Regions from separate parts of the Mus musculus genome. Here region 2 is linked to region 1. Evidence: chromatin contacts called from ENCODE Hi-C or POLR2A ChIA-PET data. All regions are on one chromosome and are shown on one strand. The core of a region is the stretch at or near the end of the contact, and the rest is flanking DNA. Distances in the headings are between cores, read along the strand shown. Region 1 holds the start of A430108G06Rik (RIKEN cDNA A430108G06 gene). Region 2 holds the start of Slc22a4 (solute carrier family 22 (organic cation transporter), member 4).

The links. Hi-C counts contacts between places; a loop is a spot of excess contacts on that map. ChIA-PET counts read pairs that join two places held with the same protein, here RNA polymerase II (POLR2A).
Region 2: a map of v-Abl transformed pro-B cells shows a loop between it and region 1 (16-fold over the local background). The contact joins the promoter of Slc22a4 here to the promoter of A430108G06Rik in region 1. A Hi-C loop is called at or near these places in 7 of 37 maps with a recorded cell type or tissue (CH12.LX, T-helper 1 cell, T-helper 17 cell and 3 more). POLR2A ChIA-PET finds 5 or more read pairs at or near these places in 1 of 5 experiments (Patski).

The regions. Positions count from the first base shown.
Region 1 is chr11:53,563,288-53,569,459 of GRCm38, reverse strand. A430108G06Rik (RIKEN cDNA A430108G06 gene) reads left to right here and starts at 2,147. Exons shown (of 2, transcript NR_168001.1): 1 at 2,147-2,623; 2 at 3,746-4,806. It overlaps Kif3a (kinesin family member 3A), which reads right to left and starts at 2,091. Exons shown (of 18, transcript NM_008443.4): 1 at 1,929-2,091. The coding sequence starts at 1,934.
Region 2 is chr11:54,024,661-54,030,767 of GRCm38, reverse strand. It overlaps Slc22a4 (solute carrier family 22 (organic cation transporter), member 4), which reads left to right and starts at 2,664. Exons shown (of 10, transcript NM_019687.4): 1 at 2,664-3,184. The coding sequence starts at 2,792.

The DNA.
Region 1 (6,172 bases), core at 898-3,397:
GTAAAAATCTCCCCAGATGACAAGCCAAAAATGTTTAGGAGGTACAGAAAAGCCTCTAGGCTTTACCAAATACTCTTCCTCCTCTCAGAGTTTCGTGATCTCCTCTTCCCTGCGGACTTTCCTCGAGTCCTTCGGTCTAGAACATTCCTCATGCCCTTCTTCACTTAGGTGACATCTACTTATCCTTCAGTTTTCAGCTCAGCAGTTCCCATGGGAACACTTCTCTGACTAGGTCAAATGCTTTTTCTATTTAGTAGACTCTGAGAGAGAGCTTTTAAAGAATACATTTTGACTCTGGGTTGCTCCTTGACTGATGTCTGTCATGGTATATTCATCTGAGATTCAAACAAGGAATCAAGGGTCTGAATTCAACCCATAAAATCCTTTTATTTGCCTCAAAGTATTTTTGTTTTGTTCTGATACTGGGTCCCATGAAGCACGGGGCAGCCTAGAATTCTTTATGAAGCCAAGGATAGCTTTGAACTTGAGACAGGATTTCTATGTGTAGCCTTGGCTCTCCTGGAACTTACTCCATAGACCAGGCTGGCCTTGAACTCACAGAGATCCGTCAGCCTCTGCCTCCCAAGTGCTGGGTTTAAAGGTGCCACCACTGCCCGACCAGCCTTAAACTCTAAATCCTCCTCCCTCAACCTTTCAAAGTGTTGGCCAGCTGGCTCAAAGCATTTTTAAGTATTTTAGTCATCTGCTAAAACTGAGAAACTTCACAAATATAGCAATTTAAGTCTTTTGAAAACAAAAGTAGATCTGTTATCTGTAGGCCAGCATTCCTTTATGGAAACCTTTTCCAATTCACCAGATCCAATTTCTGCCATATGCAGATTACTCACTTCATTTATTAAGGCTGTCTTTTCTCTGTTAAATGTATATGGTTTTCACCTCTTCTCCAAAGTCAAAACTTTGGTAATGAGGCTGGAGAGATGGGCCAGTGGTTAAGAGCACTTACAGAGGACCTTACAGAGGACCTGGGCTGAGTTTCCAGCACCCACATGGCAGCTTACTACTGCTTTTAACTTCAGTTCCAAATAATTCCATGCACTCTTCTTCCTTCCCCTGGCACGTGGTGCACATACATACATACATGCAAACACTCATACACATAAAATAAAAATTGAATTAAAAACACCTAGCACAACCTTACCGCCTGCATAGTTAACATATATACGGCTAGTGCGCAATCTTTGTTGAATATTCATTATTCAATAAAGCAATAAATATAAACAAACACTGAGCATTTTGTGCTAAATGTCAAGCCCTGTCCTTCAAGTGTCCTGTGCATTAATTTATTTTGCCTTGATAAAAACCCCAAGAAGGAAAGTTTAAATGTGTAGGAACTAAGGGCCCAGACGCTGTAAATAACCATCGAAGGCCCCATAACCAATATATAATCTACCATGGCTCAAGTCTTCTCCAATGGGACTTACAACCACCCCCTTATTATGGCACGATAACAATCCGTGAAATCCTAGGAGGTAACCAAATCGCCACCGCATACTCGCACAAAGACACCTACAGGTTACATTCTGCACCATAAGCTAAGGTGCCCGCTCGGAATGACAGCTTATACCCAGGGAAGTAGGGGGCCAGAGCGTAGACTCTGGGGTTCCGAGCATCCGCAAGACCATGGTGGCCACGCGCAGCCACCAAGCCTCCACTGTCCGCGCGGTGCTTTTCTGTCTGGCAGAGCAGGCCTGGCGAGATGCAACGCGTTCCGGGGCAACTGGGCGGGTCCCGAGCGGCCCCCGATGCGTCCGGACCCCAGCCCCGCCGCCCCACCGCCCTTCTCCTCCAAGGCCTCCCGGCCTGGCCACCCTGCCCCGCCCGCCGCGCGCTTCTATGGCAACGGCCGCGCCCCCGAGCAGGGCCGACACGATGAGCCGAAGCCCCCGTGGCCGACTGTCCATCCTCACCGGCATGGTGGCCGCGTCCGGTGCTCCGCCAACGTCCCCACTCCGGATGCAGCCCAACAACACCGGGTTTGGGGGCGAGGCTGGCCACAGGCGACCGCAACACCTTAGCGCTCCAGAGACTGCGGCTCACACAGCTACAGAGGGCAGTGCGCAGGCGCACTCTGAGCTCGCCCCGCCCAATCTCGGGTGTCCTGGGCTCTTGAAGTACGCATGCGCAAGGCCTTTCCGCGTCCATCTCCATGGACGCTAGACTGGGGCAACGCCTGCGGGGTGCTGCCATCGCTCTGCTCTGTAAAGCTGGTTCATGTTGAGGCCACCAGGACATCTGACCCGCTCAGACTGCCAGGAGCTTCCGGCGCTGGCAGTGTCCCAAATATTGAAAACAACAGTGGACAATAGCGTACCAGATTCTGATGACTCCTTATTTTATGAGGAATATCAGGGGTTGGGTTCTGTTTATCTCTACTATCTGTCTGCACCAAAAGTTTGAATGAACAGGACCCTGATCCAGCCATATGAGGAGAGAGCGGAGACCAAGGAGACCAACAGGCCAGGAAGGTAAAGGGGGAAAAAAAGTGAAAATGACCAGCAGAGTCAAAATGGATGGATTATATAGGGAAGGACCCCAGAAGGGCAGCTCAGCACCTGGGCCGGAAGGTTCACGGGGTGGACTATGCCAGCCAACCCTGTAACAGGTAGGGACTGAGGGATGCTGGGAGCATCCAGGTCTGCTTTAATATGTGAAAAAGGCACCTCAACCATTTGTTGGGAGTTTGAGACCTAACTCAAAGGAGAAGCTCCGTCTAAATAGCCATTTGCCCAACAGAACTGCTTAGGGTTTCTCAGTTATGGGAGAGTTTGTTTTGTTTTTGGTTTGTCTTGGGGGGGGGGGTTTCTCACTGGATAGACCAGGATGACCTTGAGCTCACAGAGATCTTTTGACTCACGAGTGCTGGCATTAAAGGCATCTTCATCACACCCGGAAGTTATAGGAGAGTTTAAGTTGCAAGTAATTATAAAGTGTGTTCTGTGTTAACATTCAAAATGTTCATCTTGGGTCTGAAGAACTGGCTCAGCAGTTAAGAATGCATACTGATCTTGCAAAGGGCTGGAGTTAGGGTCCCAGCACTCAGGTCAGGCATTCACAACTGCAGCTCTAGGGGAATCCCATGCCCTCTTTTGGTCTCTGTGGGAACTGTACTCACATGCATATATCCACTCATAGAGACACACATATACTTAATTGTAAAAAAGTCTTCTTTTGCTGGGCAGTGGTGGCGCACCCCTTTAATCCCAGCACTTGGGAGGCAGAGGCAGGCGGATTTCTGAGTTTAAGGGCAGCCTGGTTGACAGAGTGAGTTCCAGGACAGCCATGGTTACACAGAGAAGCCCTGTCTCAAAAAAAAAGAAAAAAAAAGTCTTCTTTCAAAACTTCCTCTTCAATACATCACAGTTAGTCTTGACTATTAGAAACATGTTTTGTATTACTTCTCAAAGATGCTGAGTAGGAGAAGGTAAAATACCCATTTCTTATGGTCATGTAGACCACCATTGCACAGCTGTTGCTAATAAATGACAACCCCCTATCCTTTCATTACAGTTTTATACTTATTTATGTAAGTGTATGGTCCAATACGCATATGCCACAGCTCATATGTGTGGAGGTCAGAGAACACCTTTCAGGAGTTGGTCTCCTCTTCTTCTTTCCCTGTGTGACCTCACTGATGGAGCTGAGGTAGTCAGACTTAGTGGCAAGCACATCTACCCACTGAGCAATCTTGCTGGCCACTAAAGTTTTTGGTTTTTTTTTTTTTAAGATGTCTCTATTCTAAATGAGTCTTGAAGTGGAAAGTTCTGGTTTCCTTGGAAAGTTATGCCAAGCAATGTTTTGCTGGGGCACAAAGGTGAAAGGATGTCTTGCTAAAGCAAACACGTGAAAGACTGTTTTCCTGAAGCAGACACAGGTGAAAGGGTGTTTGGATAGAGCAAACTCATGAAAGGACCTGTGATGAAGGAGTAGAAACATGACCCCGCTGACAGTGGGAGACGAGCACAGAGCACTGGTTTGATTTGCTCCACCTCAATATTCTTCTCTAACAACATTCATGTATTGGTTCGCCTTACATTGAGCTCAACTCTGATACTGAGAGAAACTCAACAAAGAAACTGCTCATAAGGTTCCTATGGTAGCTTGCTGCGTCTAAGGCCTCTCCTCAGGCCGGTTGACAAGCCTGGCAACTTCTCCAGGATTGAACTACAGTTGCTGGTTCGTGATTGGTGTCTGCCTGCCAAGAGGACTGGAATGTAGTTGTTGGTTCATGGTTGGTGTCTGCCTGCCTAGAGGACTGGTCTGAAGCTGCTGAGTTGTATTTGGTATTTGCTATGGGACTGATCTGCTGACCAAGAAGATCAAGCTCACCTCCAAAGAACTATCGTTGAACAGGTCCACTTCCCTCCATCCTAATAACGTGTCTCTTCCACTCCCTCTGCTGAGTGGTAGGCTAGAGGAGAGGTTGAACCCTTCTTAAAAGTAGGTTGCAAAAAATTTATGCTACAGAATTCATGTTCCTAGTTATGCCTATTTTACCTTGTAAGATCCTGCATTTGAATGTATGTTACATTACATCATACTATACTACACAGAGCTATATAGGCCACCACGAGCCTCTTGAGGCTAGACACTTTAAGATGGTTTTTCCTCTTTGTGTTACTTCTCTGAGATAGTATTTGAATGTTTGCTGAAAGACTGAAATGAATCCGTTTCGAGTATATTGCTTTATGTTCAAATGCCTTCCACTGATGTAAAGGTTTTTGGTTGTGTAAAAAAATCAAATTATTAATACTATACAAAAGTTAACATAAAAGAAAAATGGCCATCATACATCGGATCCAGAAGCATGGGGAGCAGGCCTTCCAGAATGACTGCGCTTGTAAGTTTATTTCCTGTACCACCAGCAAAAACAGAGCTACTTTGGAGTAAGTCCAGAGTCTCACCTGTCTCACCACAGCCTAGTGCAGAACCTGGCCCAGAAGAACCAATGATCCACCCTCCTTCCACCCAACCTCTCCCCTGAGCATCAGTCCACTAGGTTGCATAACGGATATTTTAAGTTTATTCTGTCAAAGTTTAAGTCCTGTTCCCCAGTCCTCTTGGCCTCCCTTCCTCCACACTATCCCTGTCACATATACACAGAAAGGCTCCATCTAGGCTTCCTCCTCTCAACTAGAAACAGAATTCTGACAATTGCTCTGCTCAAACCCCAGTGTCTCTCTTCCACCCCAATCCCAATCCTTCAACACAGCCCATTGAAGAATCTGCCTTAGCCGGGCAGTGGTGGCGCACGCCTTTAATCCCAGCACTCGGGAGACAGAGGCAGGCGGATTTCTGAGTTCGAGGCCAGCCTGGTCTACAGAGTGAGTTCCAGGACAGCCAGGGCTACACACAGAGAAGAAAAAAAAAAAAAAAGAATCTGCCTTAGAGTAAAACCAGAGCTTGATTCTTACCACTGTGGTACACTCTCCATGCCTTACTATACTCAGAGTCGGTTTCCATAACAACATCTTCGAGGGGCAACAACTGTGCCTTGGTTGAGTCCTTGTCTAGTTAGCCCGAATCCCTGGGTTCCGTTCTAAGCACCACCACACAAAGCTGGCACAAATGGGCAGAGGCAGGAGAATCGGAAATTCAAGGTCATCCTCAGCTCCATGCTATGTCTGAGACAACCTGAGATCCAGGAGACAAAGGAGGTCAGGTGTGGCAAACCCAGAACTTGGGAGAGGCAGAGACAGGTAGATAGATACCTGTGGCTTCAAGCCTAGGTGTGTATGTATAGTGAGTCCCAGGTCAGAGCTGCACAGTAAGATCTGTCTCAAACAAAAACAAAAAACAAAACAAAACAAACAAAGTAATGAGGGTCTGGAGAGACAATACAGTGGGTAATAGCATGGACTGCTCTCCCAGAGTTCCTTGCTTCAATCCTCATTCCACATGGTTACTCACACTGTAACTCCAGTTCTAAGGGATCCAGTGCTCTCTTCTGGCTTCCTTGGGCACCAGGCATGTCCATGACACGCATGCAGACAAAACCCTTATACATATGAAATAGTAATAATGGTTTAAAAAACAAAGAGGAAGAAAGGCAGGAGAAAAAGTGGAGCAAGGGATGAAAAGGAAATTTCTGGTTTCTTTAGACTCAGCTGTGTCATGCAACGGTTTTCTGGAAGCTGTCTTCTGGGAGGATGTT
Region 2 (6,107 bases), core at 1,415-3,914, 460 kb before region 1:
GCCCTGACTCCCAGATGGGTTAGCTTCCTGTGTTGATACTAGCCAAAAGTCACACCAACACTTCTTACAGGTGAAGGGACACCTCCTAGCATACCGAGATATAGCCACTTTGATTCGTTTTGTATAGAGGGAAAATGGGCTGATTTACATACCTTTGTCAATGACTGGCAAACAGCTGAGCAGATGGACTCTTGTTTAGCTCTCACAGCATCTAGGTGTCTGGGAGTGGCTTTTAGTGGAGGTGGAGCTATGATATTCTACTTTACCCAGAGGGACCAAGCTCCATTTTCCCAAAACAAGGAGGGTAAGATGAAACTGAGGCATATAAAAAGGGTGGGGCAGTTGCTCCTGCTGGTGAGACACAGAAAGGGACACCAAGAAATGCAGTAATCAAAAACAACTGTTTGAGCTGGCCATAGAGGTGTGTGCCTGTAGTCCCAGTTATTTGGGAGGCTGCAGTGGGAGGATCCCTGGGCCCAGAGGCGTTTAAGACCTGCCTGTACATTTTAGCAAGATCTATATCTACACAGTTGCTAGAATGCCTACCCAGCACTCACAAAGCCAAGTGTTGCATAAGCCAGGCGTGGGGGTGCACATTAAGAATGCTTTAAGAGCATTACTATTTTAATGCTAGTCAAATATTATTTAATAATTTAGTTGGTTAATATTAGTCTTTAACAAGTGTAATGATACGTTTAGTGTTATTAAAAATGCTAAAAACATTTTTTTGTTGTTGTTCGTTTGTTTTTGTAACGTTTTTGGTTTTTGGTTTTTTTTGGTTTTTTTTTTTTGTTTTGTTTTTTTTTTTTGACACATGGTCTTACCATAGCTCAGGTTGGTCTTGAACTTAAAATCATCCTACTTTGACCTACCCATTGCTGGGATTATAGGTATATACTACATGTTTGACATCAGTGCCAACATTTTGAGGCAGATGGCACTGCTCATTCATTGGACCTCAGGTTCCAAGAGGGTTCCTGTGCATGGCGTGGGCACTGACCCTGCAGCCTGCCAAGGCCCAGCTCAATTCTGTGTCTTGTGGTGACTTCATCTTCATTCTGTGTGGTGGCTTCATCTTCTTTGCTCACTCTCCTCAGTCCTTCAGTCTTGTTCTTTGGGAATCATTCTTCAAAAAATAAACAGCTAGTTCTTGACTCTGTTTATGTTTGTTAGTAATTTGAAGTGGAAGAACAGAACCTAAGTGAGATTCCGACCACAACACACCACCACTCAAGCATTTCAGAAGTAAAGAAACCCTGCGAGTACTCTCACTGGATTAATAAGCACGGATCCAGGCACAGAAGTGCACAGCTTTAATCCCAGCACTTGGGAGGCAGAGACAGGCAGAGCTAGCTCTGTGAGTCAAGACCAGCCAGGTCTACATAGCAAGTTCCAGGACAGCCAGGGCTACATCCGAAGACCCTGTCTCAAACGAACAAAAGTAAAAAGCTAGTGTCCTGGCATACTAGGAGATGCGGCTTAAATGACAGGAAAAGAAATGTAAGTTACTGGTGGGAAGTCAGCCTAACAGTAGGACTCATGGGGGAAACTAACAAAAACAAAGAAAAAAGCAGAAGTCTCCTTCAGTTCCTTGCCAGAGTCTGATGAGACAACCCGGTTTGTGCAAAGTGTTGGGCTACTCAGCCTTACAGTCTCTCCAGGCCTGTGGATCCCAGGCTAGGGGAGCCCAGCTCTAGCTTGGGCTAGCTTGTACACTGTGCCCAGGACCTTAGATGTGAATACTGAGCAGAGAGAGAAAAAAGGCAATCCCGCTTTTGGTTACCCTGCCAGTTCTGAGGGCCAAATCTCACCAGTTTGTCCTCTCTCTGTCCCTTCCTCCCTCTGTTCCTAGACTAGAATGGGCCTTTCTGCAAATAGCCTTTCAGTCCAAGAAGGCTTTGGCACCGTGCCGCAATAAAGGACTCCGGGTGCCCCGAGAGTGCAAAAGGACAAACACCGAGCCCAGGCGTGGTGACTCCTCTATGCTCCCTCAGTGGGCCGACTTCCCTCTGGTGTCTCTATAAAGGCCACAGGGAATCTTTCGAAAGGACACTAGAACGACTCAGGGGCCCGTGATCCAGCCCTTCTAATCCAGGGCGCGCCTCTGACTCAGCATGACCTCGCACATCCTTTTCTGGCTCCAGGTCCACAGTCGCCTCTTTGCAAGGTGAGGATCCTGCTTTTCCAAGGACGCTTCTCGGGCCGCCGCCGTCCCGTGATGGACTACGGCCATGCTAAGGTTCATAAGTGAGTTCCCACGCTGGTGTGTGTGAAGAGGTGGCGCTCCTGTCCCCCACACAGGTCTCTTGGGAGCGCAGACTTGATTAACTGACCGGTCCGCCTGCTCATAATCCAGGCTGGGATTGTGGAGCAACGAACTCCTGCTCCGGGCTAGGCCTGGCTTTCGGGACGCTCCTCCCTGTCGCTCTCCCTCCCACGTGGGGCCGAGAAAGCCGGAGCTCCTAGCTGCACGCGCGTTGTCCGGCCGATTCCGGGCGGGAGGCCTGCGTGGAAGGCCGCTGGGTGCAAGGAACGGAGCAGGAGGCTGAGCCGGCCCGAGAGCTCCGCCCAGATCGGTGGAGTGCAGTGGCCTTTCGCTGCCTAGCCGCACGGGGGTGTGGTCCAGAGGACTCGGCTTCCCGGCGCTCCGCGCCAACCCCTGGGAGTTTTGCAGCACCCACGGCGTGTTTGCACGCAGCCACCTAGGAAGATCCCCTCAGCGCGCCGCAATCGCTGAATCCTTTCTCTCCACCCACCTCCCTCACGCAAGCTGAGGAGGAGAGGTGGAAACATGCGGGACTACGACGAGGTGATCGCCTTCCTGGGCGAGTGGGGGCCCTTCCAGCGCCTCATCTTCTTTCTGCTCAGCGCCAGCATCATCCCCAATGGCTTCAATGGTATGTCAGTCGTGTTCCTGGCGGGGACCCCCGAGCACCGTTGCCTGGTTCCTGACACTGTGAACCTGAGCAGCTCCTGGCGCAACCACAGCATCCCCTTGGAGACGAAGGACGGACGACAGGTGCCTCAGAGCTGCCGCCGCTACCGACTGGCCACCATCGCCAACTTCTCTGCGATGGGGCTGGAGCCAGGACAGGACGTGGATCTGGAGCAGCTGGAGCAGGAGAGCTGCCTGGATGGCTGGGAGTACGACAAGGACATCTTCCTGTCCACCATCGTGACAGAGGTAGGTGGTAGTGCTGGAGCTGGACATTGGGAATGGAGACTCCGTTGCATCCGTGCCCCCAACAGCCCCTGACAGTGCCTGGGTCAGTGTCACCTACTGTCTCAAAACTTCCAGGCACAGAGTGGGGTTGTGAGTGTATTCTCAGCGCACACTCAGAGCTGATGAATTTCTGTGTGGCATGGAGGGGATGAAAAAAAGAGAGTGTTGTCATCAACTGCCTTTTCCTTTCTGAGTTTCACAACAGAGTTTCCCAAGAGCCCTGGTGCTTCCCTGGGCAGGCCAAACCAGACTGTCTTGATTTATAGTCATAGCTATTTCCTTGCTACAGAGAATGGCTACAGTGGTCTGTTGATGGACACAAGGAAGGGTCTTGAGACAGAAGGGCCTCTATGTCGAGGCCCCCACTTTCTCGAAAAAGAGGCAGCAGCCCCTTCCTTGACACTGGTTGGATGTAAGGAGTCAAAACTAGAACCTGGCCTTTGGACACTCAAGGAAAGACCCGTACTTCTGAGGGAAGTGTAAGCTGGTGATCAAGGCTCCAGCTGAGCCCACTGCCTTACCTCTAAGTGATCAGGGAATAGGTTCCCCAAGTCACCAGAGTCTGAATGTGGACCTACTACTCCCTCTTAGTTTCCTGCTGCGTATTTGCTGAGGACCAGGTCATAACAGATAAGACAAGCACTGTTTCTGGCAAGAGCATCACCCAGAACTGATTACCTGCTGTTGGTCAAGCTGGTAGAAAATCTGCCTTCCCACCATTGCTGCTTCTGGTCTGTCTTTTTTTTTCCCTAGGCTGGTTAAACAAAAAACCAACTAGGTTCCTCCCAATGAGATCTCTGGGAACAACAGCCTCAATTTCTTATCTCTTTCCCTCAGCACTACAGAGCAGTCAACAGAAAATGTGTCTGGCCCCAGGGTGTAGACAGCTAGGGTGTGGGTCCCACCTGCAGAGCTCTGATGCCTGTGGGCATGCCAGCTGTGTTGTTAGGAGAGCTGATGTCAGCCCTACTTAGCTGTTGGCCTTCAGGAGCCAAAAATTCAAATCATAGCTTGTTTTATGTGTGACTTTGGGTAAATAAACTCCTTTCTCTTTGTGGAATAACTAGATCTGGATAGACTGCGGGAAGGAGTGTGAAGCAAATCTGGAGCTAAGAGACAGTCCTATCTAGCCAAGAATGTGACTGGTTCTGGGAATAAGAGCCCTGTTGATACCGTAGGTGGCATTCAGGGAAGGGTAAGAGACCAGAACTGCCTCTAGGACCAGCCAGCTTCTGGGTATTCTGAAATGTTGACTGTATTTTGAGAACTGTGGAAATAGCAAACCTAGGGTGTATGTTTTTATTTTCTTCTTTTGAGACAAGGCCACAGGATATCGTCTTGTCTAGCCTGTAACTCAGTGCATCACCAAGGCAGAATGGCTTTGAACTCACAGGGATCCTCTTGCCTCTGCCTCCTAAAGAGAACTACAGATGAATATCAACTCTCCAAACCCCTTGTTCTTAGAGTTTGCTCTAGCTGCTATGGAAAGCAAGATTGGGAGAAAGCTATGGAAGTCACTATTACAAAAGAACACCTAGTCAAGGGTGGCAGCTGTGGAGGAGGCAGGGCTCATGGAGAGTGACAGCCTCTGGGTCCCTCACACTAGCACCCTGACTATCTTGGGTCCTGGTTGGCTGTGCCTCTCCAGGTGTGATCCTTTAGCAAGAACTCAGAAAACTTATGCTGGCCCGGTGACATCTAAGCCTGGGAGTTCATCCTTCAGATCTGGAATTTCCCTGCATCTAAGTTGGGAGGTTGGACCCACTGGCTGCAACCTTCACAAACAGCGAGTCTAACCTGGCTGTGGTCCTCCTCCTCCTGGATGATTTGTTTGCCTGAGAATATAAAGGGCAGAGGGACTACCAGCTCCTGAGTCCATAGGTGCCCCAACATGCTGTACCAAGGGGCCTATGTGACTCTTGTCCCAAATGCTCATGTGTGCACACTATGACTTGCTTTGCTTGGCAGCCTTTCTCTTCCTTGCTTGCTTTTTTGGGTCAGTGGGAATTAAAAGGCAAAGGGCATGGGTAGCTGGAAAGAGAAGGGAAGGAAGCAAGAAGCGAGATGAGTAGGGTGGGGTGGCTCCCTGGGGGGACTGGGTAGTAACTCAGAGTCTGGGTGGCAACTAAGCAAAACAGAAGCAAAACAAGTATTGAGGAGAATGTGGAGAAGATGGAAGCCCCGTGCATTACCAGTGGGAAGGTGCCACTCAATTTCAGTTACTGCAACAAATGCCCGACACAAGCAATTTATAAAGAGACAAGGTTCCAGCCTATGATCAAGTGGCTCTGTTGCTTTGGGGCCTATTCTGAGGCTGCACATCCTGAACGGGAGTGTGTGCTAAGAGCAAAGTAGCTTTCCTCGTGGAGAAGACATGTGAGAGAGAGGAAGAGGAAGAGGCCAGGGTCCTAAAATCCCCTTCAAGAGACTTCACTTCCTTCCAGTGGGCCTCACCTCTTAAAGTGCCCACCACCCCACAACAGCTTTAAGCTAGGAGCCAAGCTGTCAATAAACGTCTTTAGGTGATGCCTGAGCCCCTCCCCCATACATACATTACCAGGACTCTGAGGACAAGACATGCATCAGAACCCATGCTGACTTAGCCAGTGACCTCATCCTTGCAGGCTGAGCGCAGGGCCCCTGATAGGTCCCTACACCCCGACTGACAAGGACGGAAGACCCATCCTCAGAACATATCCACTGCCTAGTCCTCCAGCACCCTGACATCCTCCAGAAGACAAAAGCCCATCCAAACTGTCCCAGGTCCTCTCCACAGGACAGGGTCAGCCCAGAGAAATGCCTTTCACGGATGCCAGGAGATAGGAATCTGGTATCTGGATTGTGACTCACAGGCATATACCTGTTCCTGTGTGCTGTGTTCTGC